3 separate regions of the Mus musculus genome follow, and regions 1 and 3 are each linked to region 2. A link is a loop called in an ENCODE intact Hi-C map of the cell type or tissue named here. Cell type or tissue: heart. All regions are shown on one strand.

The links. Hi-C counts contacts between places; a loop is a spot of excess contacts. Peaks named below come from ENCODE experiments on the same cell type or tissue, not always from the same donor. Only the 100,000 strongest peaks of a DNase experiment are listed, where the experiment ranks them.
Region 1: it touches region 2 in a loop (1.8-fold over the local background); 2 of 42 quality-filtered maps call a loop at or near these places.
Region 3: it touches region 2 in a loop (2.1-fold over the local background); 4 of 42 quality-filtered maps call a loop at or near these places.

Annotation. Positions count from the first base shown.
Region 1 is chr3:20,032,044-20,040,043 of GRCm38, reverse strand. Hps3 (HPS3, biogenesis of lysosomal organelles complex 2 subunit 1) reads left to right here and starts at 4,734. Exons shown (of 17, transcript NM_080634.4): 1 at 4,734-4,995. The coding sequence starts at 4,779. In heart, a CTCF peak has its summit at 4,801; DNase peaks (open chromatin) are centred at 4,783 and 4,983; H3K4me3 peaks cover 2,025 bases; H3K27ac peaks cover 1,011 bases.
Region 2 is chr3:20,150,871-20,158,870 of GRCm38, reverse strand. Gyg (glycogenin) reads left to right here and starts at 3,755. Exons shown (of 7, transcript NM_013755.4): 1 at 3,755-3,873; 2 at 6,006-6,141; 3 at 7,744-7,918. The coding sequence starts at 3,867. In heart, CTCF peaks have their summits at 3,654 and 4,217; a DNase peak (open chromatin) is centred at 3,800; H3K4me3 peaks cover 4,716 bases; H3K27ac peaks cover 4,688 bases.
Region 3 is chr3:20,072,731-20,080,730 of GRCm38, reverse strand. It overlaps Hltf (helicase-like transcription factor), which reads right to left. Exons shown (of 25, transcript NM_009210.3): 9 at 5,836-5,902; 10 at 4,147-4,240. Among named protein-coding and RNA genes, the nearest start is that of Hltf, 19 kb to the right of the region's middle. In heart, a CTCF peak has its summit at 3,837 (motif pointing right); no DNase peak of the experiment used is centred here; H3K4me3 peaks cover 333 bases; H3K27ac peaks cover 1,795 bases.

The DNA of each region.
Region 1 (8,000 bases), 120 kb after region 2:
TTCACCTAATTTTACTGACAATCTACATCCGTAAGTTTTGTCTGAGGGTGGTAGTTGAATCATTTATCTGTTCCAGCAGCAGTCTTTGAAAAGATCAGCCACTATTGTTGTAAGTGCCAATGACACTGCCCAGTGAGGGGCTGGACACTCCCTTAGAGTTTTCATATAACTCATAGATTATGAGGGACATGATGACTGGAAACTTCACAGCAGAATGAAGTCCTCAGGGCTCTGCCTCTCTGAGACACACCTAACATGACTGTGCTAACCAAATTTCATGAGTTCTAAACTGTTTTGACATTCTTCTTGTACAGCCCCTTTACTTAGCGTTTTATTGCTGTGAAGAGACACCATGACCACAGCAGCTCTTATAAAGGAAAACAATTAATGGGAGCTGGCTTACAGTTTTAGAAGTTTAGTCTGTTATCATCATAGCAGGAAGTATGGTAACATCCAGGCATACATAGTCCTGGAGAACGGCCCGAGTGTTCTATATCTTTATCTGCAGGTAGCAGGAAACTGTGTGCCCCACTGGGCATAGCCTGTGCATGTATGACCCAAAAGCCTGCCTCCAGAGTGACACACTGCCTCCAACAAGGCCACACCTAATATTGCCACTCCCTATGGCCAAATATTCAAACCTATGAATCTATGGGGGCCATTCCTATTGAAACTAACAAGAAGGTTAATACCAATGACCATCTGGGACTACTATTTATACCTGTGCAATCCACCTAAGCTTCTCCAGGAGATACAGTGCTAAGAAGTCCCTAAGGTTAGTCTCTCCAACCAGAATATCATCCTTAGCAACCTCTCTTATAGACTAAGCTGTCTATATTCAAATTGCCTATTGAAGCCTGTGATGATTTGTATATGCTTGGCCCAGGGAATGGCAGCACTAGGGGTGGGGCCTTGTTGGAATAGGTGTGTCACTGTGGGTGTGGGCTTTGAGACTGTCCATCCTAATTTCCTGGGACACAGTTCTCCTCTTTGCCCTTGGAACAAAAAGTTATACAAACTCTCAGCTCCTCCTGTGCCATGCCTTCTTAGTTGCTGCCATGTTCCTACCTTGATGATAATGGACTGAATATCTGAAACTGTAAACCAGACCCAATTAAATGTTGTCTTTTATAAGAACTGCCTTGGGCACGTGCCACGGACAGGCGCCATCCTGCCGCAGACCGGCCTCAGTCGGCCTCACTCAATCCGCAGGAGAAATCAGGGTCCTGGACAGGTGGCAAAAGAGTTGGCGAGAAATGACAAATAAATACGGCCACAAGGGAGAGTACTGTATCTGAATGTAATTTCTCAAATCGAGCATCAAACGTTTTATACAGAAGAGAATAGGGAAGTTAGGTGACACATTGGCAAGGTACAATGAGGTTGCCAGATGCTTCATGACTCTTACACAAAGCAGAGGAATGCAAACACAAAGACTGACAGGAACTGGGCAATAAAACAACTGAGACAAAGTCAGCTCTATCTAAGGTCAGCCATAGTCTTAGAAGCCAGGTGTGAGGTCTTTACAATCCCGGGGCAAGGGCTTTCATGCCCAAGCCATGGTTCTAATTAGGGAGTTCTGCTCTAGTTAACCTTCTCATGAATAATGCAATACTCTAGTTCCTCCTTAAACCACAGCCCGATCTTCTTCCTAAACCATTGTAAATTCCTGTATAAGGGAGTGACTTGGCTTTTATTCTAAGTGATAGTGTGGGGGACTTTCTACTAAGTAATGTAGTCTGCCATACATAACTATAATAAGAATTCTAAACTTACTTTGCTAAGCTTGCCCTGAGATTTCTAACTCTTATGTAGTAGATAGTAATGCCTGATTTCTTTCACTATCTCTCTTACAATACTAGAGGCAATTCTGAATGTTACTGAATAGGTAACATTCTTACTGAATTCCAAGCCTAGGGTCTGCTCAAGGACTACCTAGGGCATTGGTGAAGGCCAGGAAGCAAAGTTCAATTTTGCTTAGGTATTTGGCAAATCATTGCTTGGAGGCACCTATAGTAAAACAATACTGAAAGAAAGCACACAGATCCATTTGCAAGGACAAGTTTGGAGCATTGGATATTTGGGATGCCATGTTTCCAGGAGGCCAAGTGTCCATGAACTTTTTGCCTCGGGACTGCTTCCAGGTTTCTAAACCTGTCAAGCAAGTCACTACTGGAGTGGATGTAGTAGTCATGGTGTCTCTTTTACAGCAATGGAAATCCTAACCAAGACAAAGTCCTAAATCCCAGTACCTCAGAATGTGACTAATGTTCAGACAGCACATTTACAAGATAGCCGAGTTTAAGAGAAATCATATGGGCAGATCTTAGTAGAGCTGGCATCTTTAGAAGAGGAGGAAGAGACATCAAGAATGAAACAGACCAGTGAAGACAGTGAGAAGGTAGCCATCTGTAAGCCATGGAAAGAGGGCTCAAGAAAGCAGGCCTTCTCATGTATTGACATTGGACTTCCAGCCTCCAGAACTGAAGAAGTGGAGGAGGAAGAGGAATAGAAGGAGGAGGACTCTGTTGCTGAAACCAAGCAGTGCGTTTTATTTGTCATGATAGTCCTAAAGAACAAATGGGACATGATGGTATGCCACCCTGGTCCCTGCTTTTGTAACAGGAGACAAGTGAGTGGTTTCTACTCACAGATCCTCACAAACAAGGAAACTAGGCATACACTCACTCGAAGCTATCTTCATGCAATGATTAATTTTATCAACTTTACTGTATTCAGAATTAACTATATAACACACTTCTGAATGTGTCTGTGGGCACATTTTCAGAAGGGTTTAATGCAAGAGGGAAGACACAGCTTGAATGTGGGCTCTGCCCTACAATGCTGTGAGGTCTTGGACTGAAGGGATACAAAACAGTATTGAGAAGGCCATTTTCTCTTTTTTTCTGATCAGCCCAGGTAGAAGCAGTTTCCTCCATGATGGACCCTACCTCCTAAATACTGATCTAGACCAAACCGTTCCTCTCTGAAGTATAAGGATCCATGATTTGCCAAAGAATGATACCCCAGACTCAAATGTGGGGTCTCTCATTACCAGAACAGAGACCACCAAGTCAGTTTGCAAGCCTGATTTAAAGCACATTAGGGAATTCTGGGGTAGGTGACCCTGTCAAGATTGACATGGAGGTTGGGTCCATCTCTATAGACATTCCATTACTGGGGTGTGGGGGCTGGAAACTTGCTGGGGAGGTCTGAAAACTGTTGCTGAAGAAGTCTGGAAAGTGCTGCTGACCCAGTGTCCTTGCCTCAGGCCAGGTGGCAGGGCGGCTTCTAAGGCCTGGACTTGCCTGGAATTGTCCAGTTCTTAGAGACAGAGATTTAGGCCTATTCTCCTTAGCTGCCAATTTGAAGTCTGTCATGGAATCAGCCTAGCTTTCTCATAAGCTGATGGTCACAGAAGTGAGAAAAACAGTTAATAAAGATAAAAATCTCTTCCCAAAATTTCTTAGGTCAGCCAGGTACAGGGACTATATCAAGGGAGAAGAAGCTATCTCTAGAGAAGGTAGTGCCATTCTAGGACTTAATGAATCTCACAAAAGTCAAATTACATTCAATTAATATCCTGAAGAGGAAAAATTAATCAAAAGAGACAGACACTTAAATCAGATACTCATAAGAGGGAAAGGGGATGTTTATGGATGTCACATGAGTAGCAATCTGCTTGTTTTCCTGATTTCTGTAGCCCAGATCTCTGGACTATTCCATGTATTCTTTGCTCACTGAGTTTAATGAACCCGTCTCCCAGAGTGTTCCTAGTAGAGGATGAAGTACATGATTCCTCGTCATCTGGAAGGTATTCGAAATGGCAGCAGTTCAACTTCAGTCCAATTGCTCCCACATTATAAATTCTCAGAGCAAAGGACTCAAGGTAACCATCAGCATGAGAATTGAAGTTTGCTCTTTTCAGTGTAAAAAGAAGAGCATCCTCCAGTCAACCAATACGTACATATGTGCATGCAAACACATATATTTTCTAGAATTGTTAAAAAAACATTATAGATCTGGTTTATTAAATCTCCCAAAATAGAAAAATTCCGACGGCAAGTTTCTTCAATATAGGAAATACTTAGGAACTGTATATTGACCATCCGGGGATCTCTCTCCTCCCCTATTATCTAAGGCTTAGAGGAAACTTTTGCCAAATGCCTGCAAAATGTTTTCATAGATCTTCTCATCCAATGCATTATTTTTTTATTTTTATTTTTTGCTAAGCATCTTCGAGGATTTGCCCTTTTCAATAAAACCATTGTAGGATCCACAGTATTTGTGGTGTGTTTAACCCTACGTTGGGAGTTTAACATCAGGTTTTGCAGTTTCATCCTTTAGAAGCAGACTTTGTGTGCCCCGGTACAGGGGAACGCCAGGGCCAAAGGGGGGGAGTGGGTGGGTAGGGGAGTGGGGGTGGGTGGGTAAGGGGGACTTTTGGTATAGCATTGGAAATGTAAATGAGCTAAATACCTAATAAAAAATGGAAAAAAAAAAAAAAAAGTTCAAAGTCTAAGGCAAGTCGACCAAGGCACAGACGGGCAGATGATCGAGTGTTAAACACGCTGAAGGTTTCACATACTAATCTGTCCAGAAGCAGCAAAGTTAACATCTCCAAAGAGGAACCGAGGTCTCTGCATCCACTTAGGGTAGCACTTCACTTAGCGCGCGGCCTCTTTAAGGAGCGGTGCCCGGGGTGTGGTCGCAGCGCTCACGTGATCCGGAGCAGCTCTCTAAGCTTGCGGAAGCCGCCCAGCGGTCCGGGCGCCGGGATGGTGCGTCTGTACAACCTGCACCCGTTTGGGTCGCAGCAGGTAGTCCCCTGCCAGTGGGAGCCGGAGCAGGTCTGCTGCGGCGGGAGCGACGCGCTGTTCGTGGCTGCCGGCTGCAAGGTGGAGGCGTTCGCTGTTCAGGGCGAAGAGCTGTGCCGGCAGCGCTGCGCCTTCTCCACGCTAGGCAGGGTGCTGCGCATGGCCTACAGCGAAGCCGGTGAGGAGCGGCTTTGGGGCGGGGCTCTGGGTAGGGAAGGGATTGGTGCTCTTCTAGGCTGGCTGCTGACAGTCAGTGTGGGTCGGGCACTAAGTGCTAAAGTCATTTTGTGTAGTTGTTTTAGCGACCGCAGATCCGGTGTCGTGCCACGGTCCGGTGCTTGCCTAGTTTGCTTGAAGCCTTGGTCTGATCCTCCTTACTCAGATTGCTTCAACTAGTCATTCTAGCACTTTGGAGGTAGAGACCGGAGGATCTGAAGTTTAAGGTCCTCTGCAGTTTGGTGAGTTCCATTCTAGCCTAGGCTACAAGTAATCATGTCTCGAAGCAAAACAAAGCAGACACCCCACGTGGAGATGCAATGCTGACTGATCCCGTCCACAGCTTGAAATAAAGACGTGTGGCTCGGTTCCACTTATGCCAGACCCTTAAAAGATTAATGTAAGAAAACAAACCTGGTTCAAGAGAAAGAGGAGGGAGAATGATATCCTGAAGTTCACAGGAGGCTCGACCTCAAAAGTTATCTCAAATCGGAGCCAGCCCTTTTACCTCTTAAGTCACTATCACTTGTGGTTGATTTATTACATTGGGTTGTATCAAATGCTTGGCCCTGGTTGGATACTAATGACTTGAGCCACACCGACTGGAGGAGGCTAGCACTAAACCATGATAACCTCGTTCTTGAAACCTTGAAGAACAAAGATGCTTTTATTACCATGTTGGCTGCCTTAAAGAGCTTCAGGAATCATGTGGGATGGCATAAGTATCACGGGCCATATAACTCAAAGGTAGCATTCAGTCCACAGTTGAACTTCAACTTCTGAGTGTAACTTCTATTAACCCATGCATGACTAAACATTAATAGGCTGACCCCTGGCAATGCCTAAGTTCAGAAAACCTGTCTGATGTCTCCTTTGATGCCTTTTTTTCTTCTGAGTAAATGTTCTGGTCTGTGTTCTCTCAGTGCCTAGTGTCCTCTGCCATAGCAAATCCACCTTGTCAACAACCAGGACTATCTGTGCATTTATATTTACTGTGAATGTTTTGGAGGCCTTTTTCCCAGGCAGAAAGCATTTTCTTTTTCTGTCAGGTCCAAAGGAAACCCCAAGTCCCAAACTCCAAAGGGCAGTCCAAAGATCCAGACGTGAGCTCCTCCATGGCTATAGGAGGAGTTCTGGTGTTTAGTTAAAAGCCAGCCTTCCTTCCTCAGGAACTTGTGGAGGCAGTTCCTGTCTGTCAGAGGAGTCATTTCCCTTACCTCTGGCAAAAGGAGCTATGGCTCTTCAATCTACATACACGTGTGATACTACTCCTCAGCATCCCAAGGTCCAGGCTAGCCTCAGGCCTCCCTCAGTCCCTGAAGTACCTATTACATATTTCCAAGTCCATGCTATCTCACTGTGCTCTTCTCTCTCTTGCAGATAACCTTGGCCATGTCTATTCAGCTGGCCATGTTCAGGTTACTTCTTTCTCTCTCTGCTCTGGATTCATCCAGATCTTCTGGCTGTTTCTCCCTCTCCCTCTCCCTCTCCCTCTCCCTCTCCCTCTCCCTTTCCTTTTATCTCCTTCTCCCTCGTCCCTCTCCCTCCATCGCCTTTTCCCTCCTCCCTCTAACTCTACCCTCTCCCTCCTCCCTCTCCCTCTCTATCTCCCTCCTCCCTCTCTTTCTCCCTCTCCCTCCTTGCTCTCCCCTCCTCTCTGTACCCCACCTATCTTCAATAAAACAAAACCATTTCCCTTAACTATACCATGGAGGGGTCATGTTGACAGTTTTACTTTGTACGGGCCCACCCCCTAACCCCCCCCCCCCCCAAGCCTACACTTACTAATCAGCCAAATGCTGCTCTCCCTTTGTAAGTTGTGGGCACTCAGTAAGTCATCTGTGGGGTCCCTGTAACCAGATTTCTGTGGCTCATGGTTTGAGAGGGTTCAGCCCACCATAGTGGGTAGGGTTCACATCATGGTGACTAGAAGGTAAAGCAGAAACAGGAAGGACTAGGGCAAGATAGAATTGCCAGATATCCCCTCTTCATCAGTGACCGTCCTCCCAGAAGTCTCTTTCCTCTAGCCAGACTCCCCTCCACCCAACCCTACCACACCAAAGTTTCCAAAACGGATTAGTGCATTCATTAGGTCAGAGCTCATGATCTAGACATTTTTGGAAACGTTGTCACAAGAAATAACCAGAGGTGTGCTCTTAGGTGTTTCTTTGCCCAATCAAGTTGAGATGATGAACCATTACAAGAGCATTAAGGAAGGAAGGAAGGAAGGAAGGAAGGAAGGAAGGAAGGAGAAAGGAAGGAAATAAGGAAGGAAGGAAAAATGTAGATGGTAGGTTTGGAATTTTTTTTATTAAACAATTTTTTATTAGCTATTTTCTTCATTTACATTTCAAATGCTACCCTGAAAGTCCCCTATACCCTCCCCCTGCCCTGCTCTCCAACCCATCCACTCTTGCTTTCTGGCCCTGGCATTCCTTGCAAGACCAAGGGCCTCTCCTTCCATTGATGGCCGACTAGGCCATCTTCTGCTACATATGCAGCTAGAGACGAGCTCAGGGTGTACTGGTTTGTTCATATTGTTGTTCCTCCTATAGGGTTACAGACCCCTTCAGCTCCTTGAGTACTTTCTCTAGCTCCTCCATTGGGGGCCCTGTGTTCCATCCAATAGATGACTGTGAGCATCCACTTCTGTATTTGCCAGAAACTGGCATAGCCTCACAAGAGACAGCTATACCAGGGTCCTTTCAGCAAAATCTTGCTGCCATATGCAATAGTGTCTGGGTTTGGTGGCTGATTATGGGATGGATCCCCGGGTGGGGCAGTCTCTGGATGGCCCTTCCTTCCATCTTAGCTCCAAACTTTATCTCTGTAACTCCTTCCATGGGTATTTTGTTCCCAGTTCTAAGAAGGGGCAAAGTATCCAAACTTCGATCTTCCTTCTTCTTGAGTTTCATGTGTTTTGAAAATTGTATCTTGGGTATTCTAAGTTTCTGGGTTAATATCCAC
Region 2 (8,000 bases):
GATTTATGAATACATGGCTTGGTCTGAGCCCGGAGCATTTTTTCTAACTATCCCTAGGCCTAGGCAGGAAGCTTCTAGCCTCCATGCAATCTAATCTTCTGTCAGCCTGGACCTTGAAGACTTCAGCTTCCAGTCTTTGTCTGCTACATAGGCCTAAAATGTTTCAGCCGTTAAGACTCACTGCTGAATAAATTCACTCTTTCTAGCTCTTTCTGAGCTCTGGCTGGCTGGTTCAACTCAGCTGTTCTGGCTCAAACTCCTCTCCAAGCTGACTGAGTCAAATGGGCTTTTCTCAGCTGACTGAATTGATCTGCTTGGAAAGACTGCCTTGAACCACACCAACTAAACTGCTCTGAACTCAACTGCTCTGAACTGAAGTCTGTCTCCCTCCCTGCTCTTTAAGTAACTTCTCTTACCTGTTTATTTTCCTGAAAGTCATATTCGGTCATATTCTATCTTTGACTCATTCTGTCAGATCTTTCTCTGATTTGTCACTTTGTCTGCCCCTCAACTGGATGTTATTTTTGGGATTAAAGATGTATACTAAAGGTGTGTCAATGGTGTATATTCCAGGCAGAGGGATTAAAAGTGTGTGGCATCTCTGCAGTCCAGCTGTGTCATATATTTGGATGTAACTCCTTGCTAGAGTAGCCCTGTTGCTGGATTAAAACTCCTCTGCACTTAAGTGAGACTGGCACTTTATTGTCTTTACAATGGCTATATCCATAACCCTGAGGCTTTCTGAACTAATTTCCAAGACTTGAAGATTAAACAAAACTTAAAATTTAAGTTCATTTTAGAAATTAATTGAAAAAATACAAGCTTATTTATTTATGTAAAAGAATTTTCTTTTATAAATATACTCATAAATTTCTTTTTTCTGTGCCTTCATTTTTAAGTTATATTTCTTTAGTCTATTGTGAAAGGGTAGGAGTGGGAGCTTGCTGTTAATTATGATTGTGGAGAAAACAACTTGCAGGAGCATCCTCTCCTGCTTTGTGGTTCCTGGGCATTGAACTCAGGTTGTTTCCTTGGCAATAAGTGCCTTTATCCACTGAACCATCTCACTGGCCCAGAAAGTGGCTTTATGAAAGGGGGAGGTTATTTAGATGAGACTGGAGTGCTGAAATAGTAAAATAGTAAAATACAAAGTTGCAAATACATTGTCCCAAGTAAATACATTGTTGCTGTTGCCGTTCATATCCATATTTAGAATGTCCTAAAACTTTATGCATTATCTGGTAACCTAATTTGGTTTTATCAGCTATACTGAAGTTTCTACAAACAAGATCTCAGAATGAAGGGCCTCTCTCCTTTCCAGCATCCCTTTCATTTTCTGTCTTTCTCATCAGTAAAGGCTGTAAACTCTAACTCTCTCTCTCTCTCTCTCTCTCTCTCTCTCTCTCTCTCTCTCTCTCTCTCTCTCTCTCTCTTCTCTCTCTCTCTCTCTCTCTCTCTTCCTCCCTCTCTCCCTCCCTCCTTCTTCTCCCTCTCTCCCTCCCTCCCTCCCTGCTCTCTTGGAACCCAAGACTACCAGCACAACCCACAAGGGGCCCTTCCCCCTTGATCACTAATTGAGAAAATGCCCCACAGCTGGATCTCGTGGAGGCTCCCAACTGAAACTCCTTTCTCTGTGATAACTCCAGCCTGTGTCAGGTTGACACACAAAATCAGCCAGTACATGGGTTTTTTTCTGTTTTTTCTTTTGTTTTGTCTTTTGTTTGTTTGTTTACATGACCCATCTATTATCCTGGAAAAGAGCCACTCACCATTGAAGCACCTACTACTCTATCTCCTTCCTCCATTTAAGTACAGTTTAAGTATAGCCTTTACACCTCCTAAAGAGAGCAATTCTTGTAAGCACACAAGGTTTGAGTAAGTGGAAAATCGTGTTTTCCCTTTGCCCTGCAGTTTTGTTTCTTAAAAATGACATATATGCCAAGTACTAGAAGGTCTTCCTAACATGGTCCATTGGCCTTCAAGCCACAGTGGGTATGGAAAGACTAGGAAGGACTCAAAAGAGCTTCGTGAAGGGTAACACTTCAAAAGCTCTGACCTTAAGATCCTAGCGCTTGGGAGGCAGAGGCAGCGGATTTCTGAGTTCAAGGTCATCTTGGTCTACAAAGTGAGGTCCAGGACAGCCAGGGCTACACAGAGAAACCCTGTCTTGGAAAAAAAAAAAAAAGAAAGAAAGAAAAAGATTCCGATTCTATGTGTATCCCTGTATTCTCACTCAGAAAACTCAGGGAGGAGACTCATTTTAGGCCAGAAATAGGAGGGCAGCTTTGCCTTCACAACTAAACCTTGTACCAAACAACAATGAAAATAATCACCTTAGTTTCTCAGGGCAGGAGGACAGCACAAGCCTGATGTGTACAAGACTCTGTGTTTGAGCCCTAACATTGCAGATTAAAAAAGAAAAGAAAAACATCTTATTCTATGCTGGCTCCTCCGACCTGATCACTACACATTGTAAGCCCAACTGACAATACTGCAAAAATGTATAAAGTTAATACAATATCAGTTAAAAATAGAGTGTAGTTTTCAAATGATGCCTCTAGGAGACCTGGACTAAAGAACAAAAATTGACTTTTTAACTTGTACTGGTTGAGTCTAGTGGAGGAGGTCTAAGCCCACAGGCCAAGGAGCAATGGTGTAGATATGGCCTAGGATGATGGGTGTGGGACTGTATCTTTATAGACCCTCTGTGAATATATAGAATCTTCTGCCACATCTAGTACCCAGTGCCATAGCCTAGCAAAAGAGTAGCATTTATGTGTTTACCTTAATGCTCTCACTGCTGCCTGGGGACTGGGGCAGGTGTTCGGCATCATGGAAGAATACCATATTGCATATCACTAACCAATGAAATATCAAAATTCAAAGTGGTTTCTGATGATGGATAATGCTTTTGAACTAATATGAAGTTGGAAATTGGAAGTTCAGCAACGACTGTAAGTTGAGGACTATATTGAGGATTGCAGTGCTGTCTTTCCCTATTCTTCAGTATCTGTTTCCTGCTTTGAGTTGATATTGTCACCGTTCATTATTGAGAAAAGATTTACAGAGCGCCGATCCACCATTGCTGTGCTTGGGCCGAGTGGGTGGGAGGGAGAATTGTGTTTGCAAGGTGCAGGCTACATTAGAAAAGTATTTCTCAACTTCCCCCCTGAAATGACAAATTGGCCTTCAAGATTTGTGAAATAGATGAACCGAAACAACTGAATTACCTAAGCAGAATTACGGGAACTTACTACCCTTTATCCAGAACCAGTATGCTAAAGGCACTGGGGCTTTCTATGGGAGTGTGTTGATCTGAAACAAACCTCTCCTCTTAAGGCTTATTATCATAGCAAAGTAACTTAACTTTCTGAGCCTGAGTTTCTCCTACCTACAAGTATATGGCATTATGGGATTCCTATGCCCTTGACTTGGTAAAAGGGTCTTAACTACCTGATTAAAACCAGTGGTAAGATTCTAAATATTTGGCAAAACCGTTCTCTTCAGTTTAAAAAGTTTAAATGAATACTGTAACTGGCGTGGCTTTCGAGAGGTCTCTGTTAATTGAAAGTTTATTACCCTTCCTTTTCCTGCCACAGGCCACACAGCTCTGCCCCCTTTCTTTCCCAGGCCCTGGAAGGAACGCCCGCGGCGCAGTCCCCAACAGGTGTCCCCTGGGCACAGCAGCCTGCGGGTCCCCAGGGTCGCCCCGCCCGCAGTGCGCACCGGGGAGGATGCGGCCTGGGCTTGAGCCTGCGCGGCCACGTGACGGCCGCTATAAGAGCGGCGGGCTGCGGACTCCCGCCCTCCCTGCTGGCCGCGGTCACCTACCGGCGCCCGGCTCCTCCGACCCACCCGGCCACACTATGACAGGTACGCCCCGCGTAACCGGGTCCCGCGACGTCGCCGCCCCTAAGCCCGGGAAGCTCCGGGTAGCTCGCGAACCGTGGAGAGCGGCTCCGGCTGCTAACCGAGCCGCGCTGCAGAGCGGTGGCTTCCGTCTCCCGCATCCGGGGAAGGCCAGGCGGGGTGGGGCGGGCGCCGGACGCACCGGGGTCGCACGGAGCCCGGAGGTGCTCCTGCCATGGGGAGCAGCAGGCGCCCTACGGAAACACCGGGTTGCGGCCCTGCTCTGGCCGCTGCACTGATCCTATTTTTAGGCCTCAGCAGCCGGGTGCTGCTACATGGGAGCCGGCTAGCGCCCCGGGCGGGCCTCAGTGCCACTTGTTGCAAAGTGTCAGGCCCTAGGCGAATAAACCCCAGGACTGGGCACTAGAGGTAACTGGCCCTTCTGAAAGCTTGAAGCTGTAGCCTGGGTTATGACAGCAACTGAACGGCCATCTGAAGGTTAAACCACCCAGCTGTCAATTGTCTTACTGTCCATTTGTAGGCTAAGTCTGGTGTTTTAGCTTGTGTTTATAACATCTGGCCCCTCCTTTTGTTAATTTAACCTGAGAAAGCATAGCGTAGCTTCCTGTAGTTTTTACATACCCGTTTATTACACCACCTCTACGTTTCTCCGCCACCTCCTGAAGTCTCTTTGGATTTAACACATTGTGCTCATTTTTAAGTACTTTTGGGGCAAAATGGTTTTGAAATGTTACTGTCTCAGAAATGTTCTAAGAATAACACAGGCGAGTATCAGCCGAGGTTGATGGATGTGGCAAATGTCATTACAGAGTATAATTGACTGGAGGTAGGGAATTCACAACTTTCTTCATCTTGGTAGTGTAGTGGGTTGTTCTGAAAGATGGCCCGGTAGTATGAGTTAAAATGGCTTTCAGGTTTCCTTCTGGGGAATGCGCTGGATAACCAGACAACCCACCCACCACACTGTCCCTGCTCAGTGGAATTCCCACTGCTTCTAGCATCCACACCGGAAAATAAGCAAGGGGAAATGAGGAAACCTGAGAGTAACACTGACAAAATCTCCTAACTCTCTTCTTGGACATCAGTCACCCCAAATGACTGCTGTGGAGCTTGAACCTTAGGATCCCTATGCGCTTTGGAGCCCCAGCAACTGCTAATGTTAAAGTCCCCGTCAGAGGTGGTCCCCAGAGTAATCTTACAAAAAGCCTGAAAAATCTTACAGGCTGATATAATGAGGACTCTTCAGTGGGAGAAAGAATTCATGTTTGACTTCTGTTCTGGATGGGGGTTTGGGAAAATTGGCATGTATGTCCATGTCTCTTGTTAGGGGAGGAGGGGAGAATGGGGAAGGTGGTATATTGCTCATTTTCCCAGAAAAGTAAAGGCAGCTGGCCATGGGTTACACCTTTAATTACTAGTACTTGGTATTGGAGACAGGGTTGTTGTCTGGTCAGCTTGGTCTATGCAGCCAAGCCCTAGCTCAGAACAATAAAAGCTGGGAACATAATTTATCGGTAGAACGCTTCCCTAACGTATGGAAGGTTCGGAAGCATGCAGATTGGGACCCCAGGGAAGAATGTGGGTTAGGATAAAGAAAAGACAGAGAAAGGAGATAGAGATGGAAGGAGACAACAAGAGAGAGGTTGGATAGAGTCGGCGTCTAAACTCACCAACAGTGATTGGTCTCTAGTAGGTAAGGCCGCTGTGGGAAGTTCAGTCTTGGCAGATGCTCAGTTACTTTCTGGGGTGGTGGGTAAGGAGGATCTTGCCTGGATGAAAATACCACTCACCAGGCCTTGTAAGAGCAAGGAAGTGTGCTTCGGAATATTCTCATCACCACCCGTTTCCTAAGCTCCACTCCCGGGGTACAGTTTGCTCTAAGGATTTGTATGGACTCTAACTGGGGTTTGAGTTTTGTGGTTGTTGTGATCGTCTTGGAGGTTACCTGGCATTCCTGCTAAGCTGCAGGTTTAGCCTATTCCTAGATAGATACCTGTGTGAGCTTTCCCACAAAAGGGGCCGCTGCCTCATTAACTAAGTTGATCTGTGAGATGATTTTGCTGAACTGTTGGTTGAGAGAACACCTGGGGAAAATTCTTTTCAGCTGAGATATGCTTCTTTTTCTTTGTATTAAGATCAGGCTTTTGTGACGCTGACCACAAACGATGCCTATGCCAAAGGTGCGCTGGTCCTGGGCTCATCTTTGAAACAGCACAGGACTACTAGGAGGATGGTTGTACTCACCAGCCCACAGGTTTCAGACTCCATGAGGTAAAGATTACCTGCCTGTCTGTCTCCTTGTCCTTGGAACACTAACACTCTTCTCCCTTGTACCAGTGGCACGGAGCCTGCACCTTCCTGGGGAGCGGAGCACTAAGTAAAAACAGATAATCAATGCCAAGCTAAAGATTATGGAATTTGACATTCCTTCCCCATTTTGGGGAGATGTCCCAGGATTCCTCCAGGGAGGTTCCGTCTGTATTCCATCTTCCTGATTCCATCTCAGGAGAGAGAACTGCCCCCTTACTGAGTCTTCTGAGGGGGATCCTGCCAAGTTCTGTCTGTCCTCACTCGTCTGTAGTCCTTTTCCCCCAAATGAAACTAGGATTGTATTGTTTCCTGCAAACAAGGAAACCTTCAGGTGCTATTGAACATTGTCATTTCTAGCTGATATTTGTCACCTAGTGATCTTTATGTATGAGAGAATAAAGTCCTTCTTATTAGGCTTCTGAAACTGCTATTTTGTTGGGGACACATGCTGCGAAGTGTAAGCTGCTTATTGATTCATTGGTTCATTTTGAGTTTGGAAATTCAGTTTGCGATATCTGTATAGTAAACTTAAGAAGATTTTGGTGTTTCAGCAGCTTTGTGCTGTCTTGTTTTTACTACCTCCTGGCCTTCTTAGAAATTGAGAATACCTTATATTTTTTTAAAATGTAAACATAGGCCAAGGGCCTTTAAAAAATAAGGCACTATACATATGTGCATATACATATATATGTATCTTCCACATTAATGACATTGATCCTACATGGCTCTTGAGAAAGGTGCTCCAAACTCTTTCTTCTGATATATCCATTAGTGAGGATGTGAAACACCCAGATCTGGTCTTGTACCCCACTACCATGACTCACTACAGTCGCCAGTGTCAAGGCCAAGGTTGCTCTGTGAACTAAAATGTATTTGTTAGCCAACTTACCTAACTTGAGAGATGAAATGCAACACCAATCTTTCTTCTGTTAAAGGCTTCTCAGTAGTTAAATGTTCGTATCGTTCAGTTTTCCTCTAGCTAGATACAGTGTCTGTTTCATTAACATGCCACTAAAGACATGGAAACCTGAATTCAATCCCCAGTACCCATATAAAAATCTTGCATCATGGTGCTACATGTCTGTAATATCATCACTAGGGAGGCAGAGAGAGTTGGATCACTGGAGTTCACTAGCCAGCCATCCTGACCTAGTCAGTAAGTTCCAGGTCCCACTGAGAAAAGATTTCTCAAAAAACAAAAACAAAAACCACCAAAGCAGATAGTTCCTGAGCATGACCAGTGACTTCAGCACGCACATGCTCTCCTGTGTGTGCACTCTAACTGATGAGTGCACACACACACACACACACTCTTAAGTTAGGTGACATCATAGCAGTTATCATTACTTATGGGATTTACTTCATGTGCACGTGAACACATAAAGTGTGTTCTGAAGTGCATAAAGACAGATGTAAGAGGGTAGACTATGTCAGCGCACCCGTTGTCTTGTGATTGACAGGTTATGAAGTAGAGTAAGGGAATACTCTTAATACTCTTAAAGTAAGTGTATCATGTGCTATGAAAAGAGTATATGTGATGCTTTCTGGAACTTATTTTTACAGAAAAGTTTTAGAGACTGTCTTTGATGACGTCATCATGGTAGATGTCTTGGACAGTGGTGATTCTGCTCATCTAACCTTAATGAAGAGACCTGAGTTGGGCATCACATTGACTAAACTCCACTGCTGGTCACTTACTCAGTATTCCAAATGTGTGTTCATGGATGCAGATACTCTGGTGAGTGTGGCTTTAAGGGCTGAAAAGATGTGCATAGTAAGGGAGACCTGCTACTCATTTGAGAAATGCTATCAAGACATGA
Region 3 (8,000 bases), 78 kb after region 2:
AAAGAGAAGTAGTGTCCAGAGCAGCAGGAGCAGCCACGATGAAGAGAAAGGCTCCCAGGGGCACAGTCAGCCCAAGGCTGGTGAAACGTCCTGTCAGCCTGACACTGGGATTGCTTGAACTATGTGTGTTTCTTCAGCCCTTTCTGTTTTCATTCCTGCTTTAATTGAAGCTACCCCATCTCCAATTCCTTCATTGTTCACTCTTCTGTGTTAATCACCAGTCTCACTCAGAAGATTACTTTTCATTCCAACTCTAAGTGACTAATATCTTAGTATACAATGCATCCTATTCTGCAAAATTATTGGAGTTAAAAGGGGTTATTTTTTATTGATATTACTGTATTTTTCACTGTAAGCCTATCCATCAGTTGAGAGTGCATCTATAGTTCATATTCTAGCCTAAGAGTAATGCTGGAGACAGTAGCTGCTCCCTCAGCAAAAGCTTGGTGGGAAGGAATGGCACAAACAAACAAACAAACAAACAAAGACCACAGCTTAATCCAACTGTCCACTTGACCTACTTGACCACTGCAAATACTTCAACTGAAACAGTATGATCAAGCCAATGACCTTGCATAAATCCTATGCCGAAATGCAAACAATCAAAGAAAGATATCTTCAAAACTATCAACTCCATAGCAATGGGTCCCAATGCAAGGGAGTTAGAATGAACTCTAAGACAAAAGATGCAAAAGAATGACTATCAAAAGCATTCAGTGAAGTGGGGGGACCCTCTAGAAAGTATCAGGGTCCTTAGATGAAATGCCCAACAGTGGGGAGAGGGAACTCAAAGAGTCCACCTCCAGTAGATAGACAGTACCTCAAGTGGAATGGTGGGGTTGCCGTCCCACAGTCAACATTTCTGACCCAGAAGTGTTCCTGTCTAAAAGAACTACTGGGACAAAAATGGAGAAGAGACTGAGGGAAAGGCAGTCCAATGACGGGCCAACTAGGGATCCATCTCATGGAGGCACACTATTACTGATGCTATGGTGTACATTGTATACACACCCAACCAATAGATACTTACACCTAGCCATGGGTCTGAAGTCAGGGTTGATTAGGGGAAGGACGGGAGAAGCTGAAGAGGATGGCATCCCCATAGGAAGACCAGCAATCTCAACTAACCAGGACCCCTGGGAGCTCCTAGACACTGAGCCACTAGCCACTAACCAGGAAGCATACCATGGCCTGGTCTAAGCTCCCCCCACCCTCTACCCCACTAACACCCCCCCCACGCCCCGTTCTGAGAGGCCCCAGGGAGAGAAGAGGCCTGGCAGGGAAGGAGGCAGGGGGAAGGAAGAATGGGATGAGGAACTGTGGGAGGGGGGAAAAAGAAGGGGGGACAATGGCTGGACTGTAAATAAAATAATAAATAAAAAACAAAACAAAACAAAATCAGTGAAACAAAAACATTCAATGAAGTTAAAAGACAATGTGAAAAAGCTTCCAAATAAGCTCAAAGAGAATATAAAGAGTAGACTGAAATCAAGTCAATACAGAGCATGAAAGAACGATTCAATGCATAAAAATACTGAAAAAAACTCAACCCAAATAAAAACGTCAATAAATCCAACCAAAAGCTTGCTGGAAAGCCCCTCCAACAGATCTTGTGAAGACAGAGTACAAGGGCTTTAGAACAAAATAGACAAATCAGAACAGTCAGAAAATGAATGGAAAAAATAGTAAGAATGAACACACATCGTCTATGATACACCATGAAAAGACCATTATCTACACAGTATGAAAAAAGACAAAAGAAATTCATTTTGAAGGCACAGAAAATAAAATCCTAACAGAAATGCCAACCCCATACAGAGAAGACATTTAGAATACCACACAAGAGAAAGGAACACCTCCATGGCATGCTGCAGTTAAATTACTGAGCACAGAGAGCCAGGAATAATAAAAGCTGCAAGAGAGAACTACGAGTCACAGATAAAAGGAGATCCGTCAGAATGACAAACTCATGAGCAAATCCTCTAAAAGCCAAGAAGGCAGGAAACAGGGTACTTTCAAGTTCTGAGAGCCAATAACTTCGAGCTCAGATTATTATATCCAGGAAAGCTATTCTTCCTAATTGAAGACCTTCTCATGATGAACATAAAGCAAGGCAATTAATGACTACTAAGCCAACCTACCGAAGATAATGTGAAAGGCCTGTACACACGCAAAAGATTAGGCCACGTAAGGTTGTAGGAAAACAAAAACTACACCAGAAGACCGAGGGACGAACAGGAAAGTGCGACAGACCACAAACAGTAAGAAGACCATATTAAGCCAGACTAAATAAATGTTCTCTTACTTTGTGGACCTTAAGATTGCACAAAGATACATATTGCCATATATACTCAAAAATTCTCCACACATATAATGTCACAGCAAAGGGATACTGAAAGAAAAGAGATTAGAGTAAGGTGGTGAGGAGAGCAGAGAGAGGAAGGAGAGGAAGATGGACAGGGTATGCAGGATGAAGATGGTCTGACAAAAACTGTATTTATAAAGCCTACCAATGATTTCAATAAAAGAAATTAAAGAAAAAACTTAACAGAACCTTTGAAAATTGGGTAATAGGAAAAAAAAAAGAATCTTGTCAAAAAAGGGAGAATATGATTATTTCATAAAATCTAGGTAGTAAGTGTTTAAGAACAATGGACTTTGGAATTAGACTACTAAGATTCAAATCGTCATTCTACTAGGAACTTGATATGACTTTAGGCAAATCACCAAACTATGTCTGTTTCCTCACTTGGAAAATAGGAATAAAAATATAACCCACTGTATAGCACAAATGTGACAGTATTCAAAAGTCCTAAAACTATTACTATTTGAAGAGTAAGCATAGCTGTATTGGCTATAATAGATGCAACTGGCTGCTGTGTCTAAATTTTCCTTGTTACATAACCCATTTCCTTTTATCTGATCTATTCTATCTAATAGTGCTATATTGCATAGGCGTATAATTAGTTCAGTTTTAAGATTCAGCATTTACACAAGAAGGAAGCTGGGGCCAGTAATGGCATACACCTTTAATTTCAACACTTGGGAAGCAGAGGCAGGCAGCAGATCTCTGAGTTCAAGGCCAGCCTGGTCTACATAGTGAGTTCCAGAACAGCTAGAGCTACTTAGAAAAAACCTGTCTCAATAAAACAAAACAAAACCAACATTAAACAAACAAACAAACAAACAAAAACAAAAACAAAGGAAACTGGGCTAGAGATGGCTCAGGGATTACCAGCATGGGTCCTCTTCCAGAGGACCTGAGTTCAATTCCCCATACCCACATAGCAGCTCACAATGATCTGTAACTTCAGTTCCAAGAGACCCAATGCCCTCTTCTGGCTTCCTGAGCACCAGGCACACATGTGGCACACAGAAGACATGCATACAAGCAAACATACATATAAAACAATAAAATGAAAAGGGCTGGAGAAATGGCTCAGTGGTTAAGAGCATCCAACTGCTCTTCCGAAGTTCCTGAGTTCAAGTCCCAGCAACCACATGGTGGCTCACAACCATCCGTAATGAGATCTGACTCCCTCTTCTGGAGTGTCTGAAGACAGCTACAGTGTACTTACATATAATAAATAAATAAATCTTAAAAAAAAAAGAAAAAAAGAATTTGCTTTCTAAAAAAATAAAGAAAAAAGAAGAAGGTAATGAACTCTTACTGTCTCAACAATTTAAAAAAATAGGTCAAAAAAATAAGGAGAAATTAGCAGTAGTTATTAAAAATTAGTAAGTCATGTATTTTATAGATTATTACTACTTTCACTTTTTTTTAAAGATTTATTTCATTTATATGAGTACACTGTAGCTGTGTTCAGACGCACCAGAAGAGGGCATCAGATTCCATTACAGATGGCTTTGAGCCACCATGTGGTTGCTGAGAAGATCAGTCAGCGTTCTTAACTGCTGACCCATCTCTCCAGCCCTACTTTCAATTTTGAAATGAAAAACAGGGGAAGACTGGCAGCATGACTTAGGAATAAATGCCTTTTTTATAGAGCACTGTTACCTATCATCTTTACAAACGAGAACTGTCATTGTGATTTAGCAACTGCAGTTAGGAATGTATTTACAGTAACTGAAAGCAGAGGAAGAGTGTGAGCAAGCATGTCATGCAGTTAAACTGCAGCACTTTACCTCTTAGGGCAGACGCTAGACAGCTGCGACAGAGTACAGCTACTCTTCTCCGGAGTTCCTGAAATACTGGGTTCTTCACCACACGTGGATGACTCTATTTCAAAGAAGCACAGAGCATTATCAAGGTGTCTTAAAATAGCAACATCTGAGTGAAAGGTTAGATTCTCCATAACCAGCCGTGAGCTTTACTAACTTCACTCCTCTCAAGCCCCAGAGAATTGTTTCCACATTTCTCCTAACCTAGTAGTTTTCCATTAGAAAGTACTTTCAGAGGCTGGTGAGATGGCTCAGTGGGTAAGAGTACCCGACTGCTCTTCCGAAGGTCTGGAGTTCAAATCCCAGCAACCACATGGTGGCTCACAACCATCCGTAATGAGATCTGACTCCCTCTTCTAGAGTATCTGAAGACAGCTACAGTGTACTTACATATAATAAATAAATAAATAAATATTAAAAAAAAAGTACTTTCAGTTTTTTATGACCCAACAAAAACATCTTTTTCTAATATGCATTGGCCAACCTAGAGGCTGAATTTACTTCTGATCAAACACAGACACACACAGAGAAAGGAAGGGGAGGGGAGAGGGGAGGAGACTTTATATTTTNATATNCTCTCTAATAGGTAGTTGATAAATCTGTATTTCCAAATATTAACTGTCAATTTCCTTACCACTGCTTAGCCCTCCCACATTCTACAATACAGTACTATTGGCCTAAAATCAAACTAATTTTAATTTGCAGAGAACTTGCAATCACAATTGGATGCATTATCAACAAAAGCCAACTTTCCTACCTCTCCCCCTCCACCCACTTGTTTATGTAGTCCTTCCACCTTAAGAATGTTAATAGTTTTTCTTTTTTTTTTAAAGATTTATTTATTTATTTATTATATGTAAGTACACTGTAGCTGTCTTCAGACACACCAGAAGAGGGCGTCAGATCTTATTACAGATGGTTGTGAGCCACCATGTGGTTGCTAGGAATTGAACTCGGGACCTTTGGAAGAGCAGTCAGTGCTCTTAACCTCTGAGCCATCTCTCCAGCCCGTTAATAGTTTTTCTTGAGTTCTCATTTTCTCCCATAAGCTTACCAACGATTCTTACCCCTATATCCAAATGTCTTCCTACCATTAGAAAAAGCAAACAGTTGCACTCAGTTCTACCCTCTGAGAATGTCTTCTGCACTTCTCTGCTCCCCAGGCTGACTGACACAGGGCAGTTACTACCAGCTCTTTACACACTCATCTCTTGAAGCACAGCCTTTCTGTGCTTCAACCTGGATCAGAAATGCAAGTATAAACCTCATGACTCCTAAAATCAAAGGTCTCTTTGACTTCAGAATTGGTTCTAATTTATCTTTCTGGCTTTCCTTCCTTTTAACGAAGCACACTGCATTATAATTAAAATAGAGTTCTAAAGCAGAACATTAATTTTTCTTTAAACTGTTCTTTACAGAATTTTTTTCTCCCAACAAGAAACATTTTCCCCCAAAATTTCTGATAAGCTAATAACCAACCCAACTATTTTGACGTAACCTTTCCTGATTACCAATCTCCAGGAAGTGTTTTTTGTTTTTGGTTTTTTTTTAAAGCAATCCTAAATTTCTGCATATCACCAAACCCAAGACAGAATTATGAAGTAAGAAAATCATCCATAAAGTGGTCAGAACATGTTCATAATTAAAACTCACCTGAGTGTCCATCTTCCTTCTTGTCCATATTACTTCCTCTGCGTTTAATGGTCTCATCCTTGTATTCCTATGTAAAAGACATTTTCTACAGTGATGTATCAGTTTTAAGTGAAGTTAGGATCTTGTTTTATATTGCTTTACTTTACATAATAAAAACTACTTAAAAATGCTACCAGATTTTAAAGTAATGGAAAGATAGATAGGAGGTTAAAAATATATATACACAAACTGATTTAAATGTTTTCAATGGTATCTCAAAAATGAAAATCGCACTTAAGTCCACCCCTGTATTTGTAAGGCACTGGCAGAGCCTCTCAGAAGACAGCTATATCAAGCTCCTGACAGCAAGCTCTTTTTGGCATTCATAATAGTGACTGGGTTTGGTGACTGTATATGGGATGGATCCCCAGGTGGGGCAGTCTCTGCTCCACACTTTGTCTCTATAACTCCTCCCATGGGTATTTTGGTCCTCCTTCTAAGGATTGAAGTATCCACACTTTGGTATTCCTTCTTCTTGAACTTCATGTGGTCTGTGAATTGTATCTTGTATATTCCAAGCTTCTGGGCTAATATCCACCTATCAGTGAGTGCATACCATGTGTGTTCTTTTGTGACTGGGTTACCTCACTCAGGATGATATCCTCCAGATCCATCCATTTGCCTAAGAATTTCATAAATTCATTCTTTTTAATAGCTGAGTAGTACTCCATTGTGTAAATGTACCACAATTTCTGTATCTATTCCTCTGTTGAGGGACATCTGGGTTCTTTCCGGCTTCAGGCTATTATAAATAAGGCTGCTGTGAACATAGTGGAGGACGCGTCCTTATTGCATGTTGGAGCATCTTCTGGATATATGCCCATGAATGGTTTAGCTGTGTCCTCAGTTAGTACTATGTGCAATTTTCTGAGGATCCGCCAAACTGACTTCCAGAGTGGTTGTACCAGCTTGCAATCCCACCAACAATGGAGGACCTACTTAGCTTTCTAATTATACATAGACATTTGCTTAAACAGCAATAATATAATCTCTAAAAAAAAATAAAAATTAATTGCTCTTTATCTTTCCAAATGAATGCACACAAAGGAAACCTCTCAATGATATAACTGTGAAAAAACCATTCACACCAAATTTTCAAAAAAAGATTCCCTATTCAGTAAATAATATATCTATCATTAGGCCACTATTACTATTACTCTCTTTTCTGGAATTCCCAAAGCTGGCAAGATACAGCAACAGTATTTATAACAAAACAAAAGCCAAAAGACCCACTAAATCTGAGATTCTAGTAAAGTCTCAATAAAAGTAAAATATTTTTTAAAACATCTCAATAAGCAGGTCGAAGGACTCATTTTTCTCCTCCCCCGTTGTTCCTTTCTCTCCTCCCTCCCTCCCTCCCTCCCTCCCTCCCTCCCTCCCTCCCTCCCTCCCTCCACCCTCTCTGTCATCTCTCAGCTGCTGCTCTACAGCCATGCCTGCCTGCCGATTACCGTGTTCCCCACCATGATAATGGTCATGGTGCTCTTCACAGCAATAGAACAGTAACTAAGACAGATATGGCACTTACACTGTGTGTGTGTGTGTGTGTGTGTGTGTGTGTGAGCGTATGTATCTTCTGGATTTTTAAAATTTGTTTGTTCTTCCTGTTGTTGCCCTTCTGAAATAGGTTCTTACTATATAGCCCTGACTGTCCTGGAACTCACTATGTAGAGCAGACTGACCTCTGAATTCAGCAATCCACCCACTTCAGCCTCTTGAGTACTGAGATAAAGATATGCACCACCATAGAAATTGGTACTTATAATTATATAAGCACCATATAAATTCTGGTTAAAAACACTGATCGTGTCTCAAAAAGATCAGCTATTACCAGGTACTTGTAACCACTTTTAGTGAGATACAAAGTTCTACAGAAAGTAAAATGAGATGGCTCAATGGGTAAGAGCACTGACTGCTCTTCCGAAGGTCCTGAGTTCAAATCCCAGGAACCACATGGTGGCTCACAGCCACCTGTAATGAGCTCTAATGCCCTCTTCTGGCACATCTGAAGTCAGCTACAGTGTACTTATGTATAATAATAAATAAATCTTTGGGCTGGAGCAAGCAGTGACTGAGCGAACAGAGTTGACCCAAGTGAGCAGGGCCGACCAGAGCAAGTGGGGTTG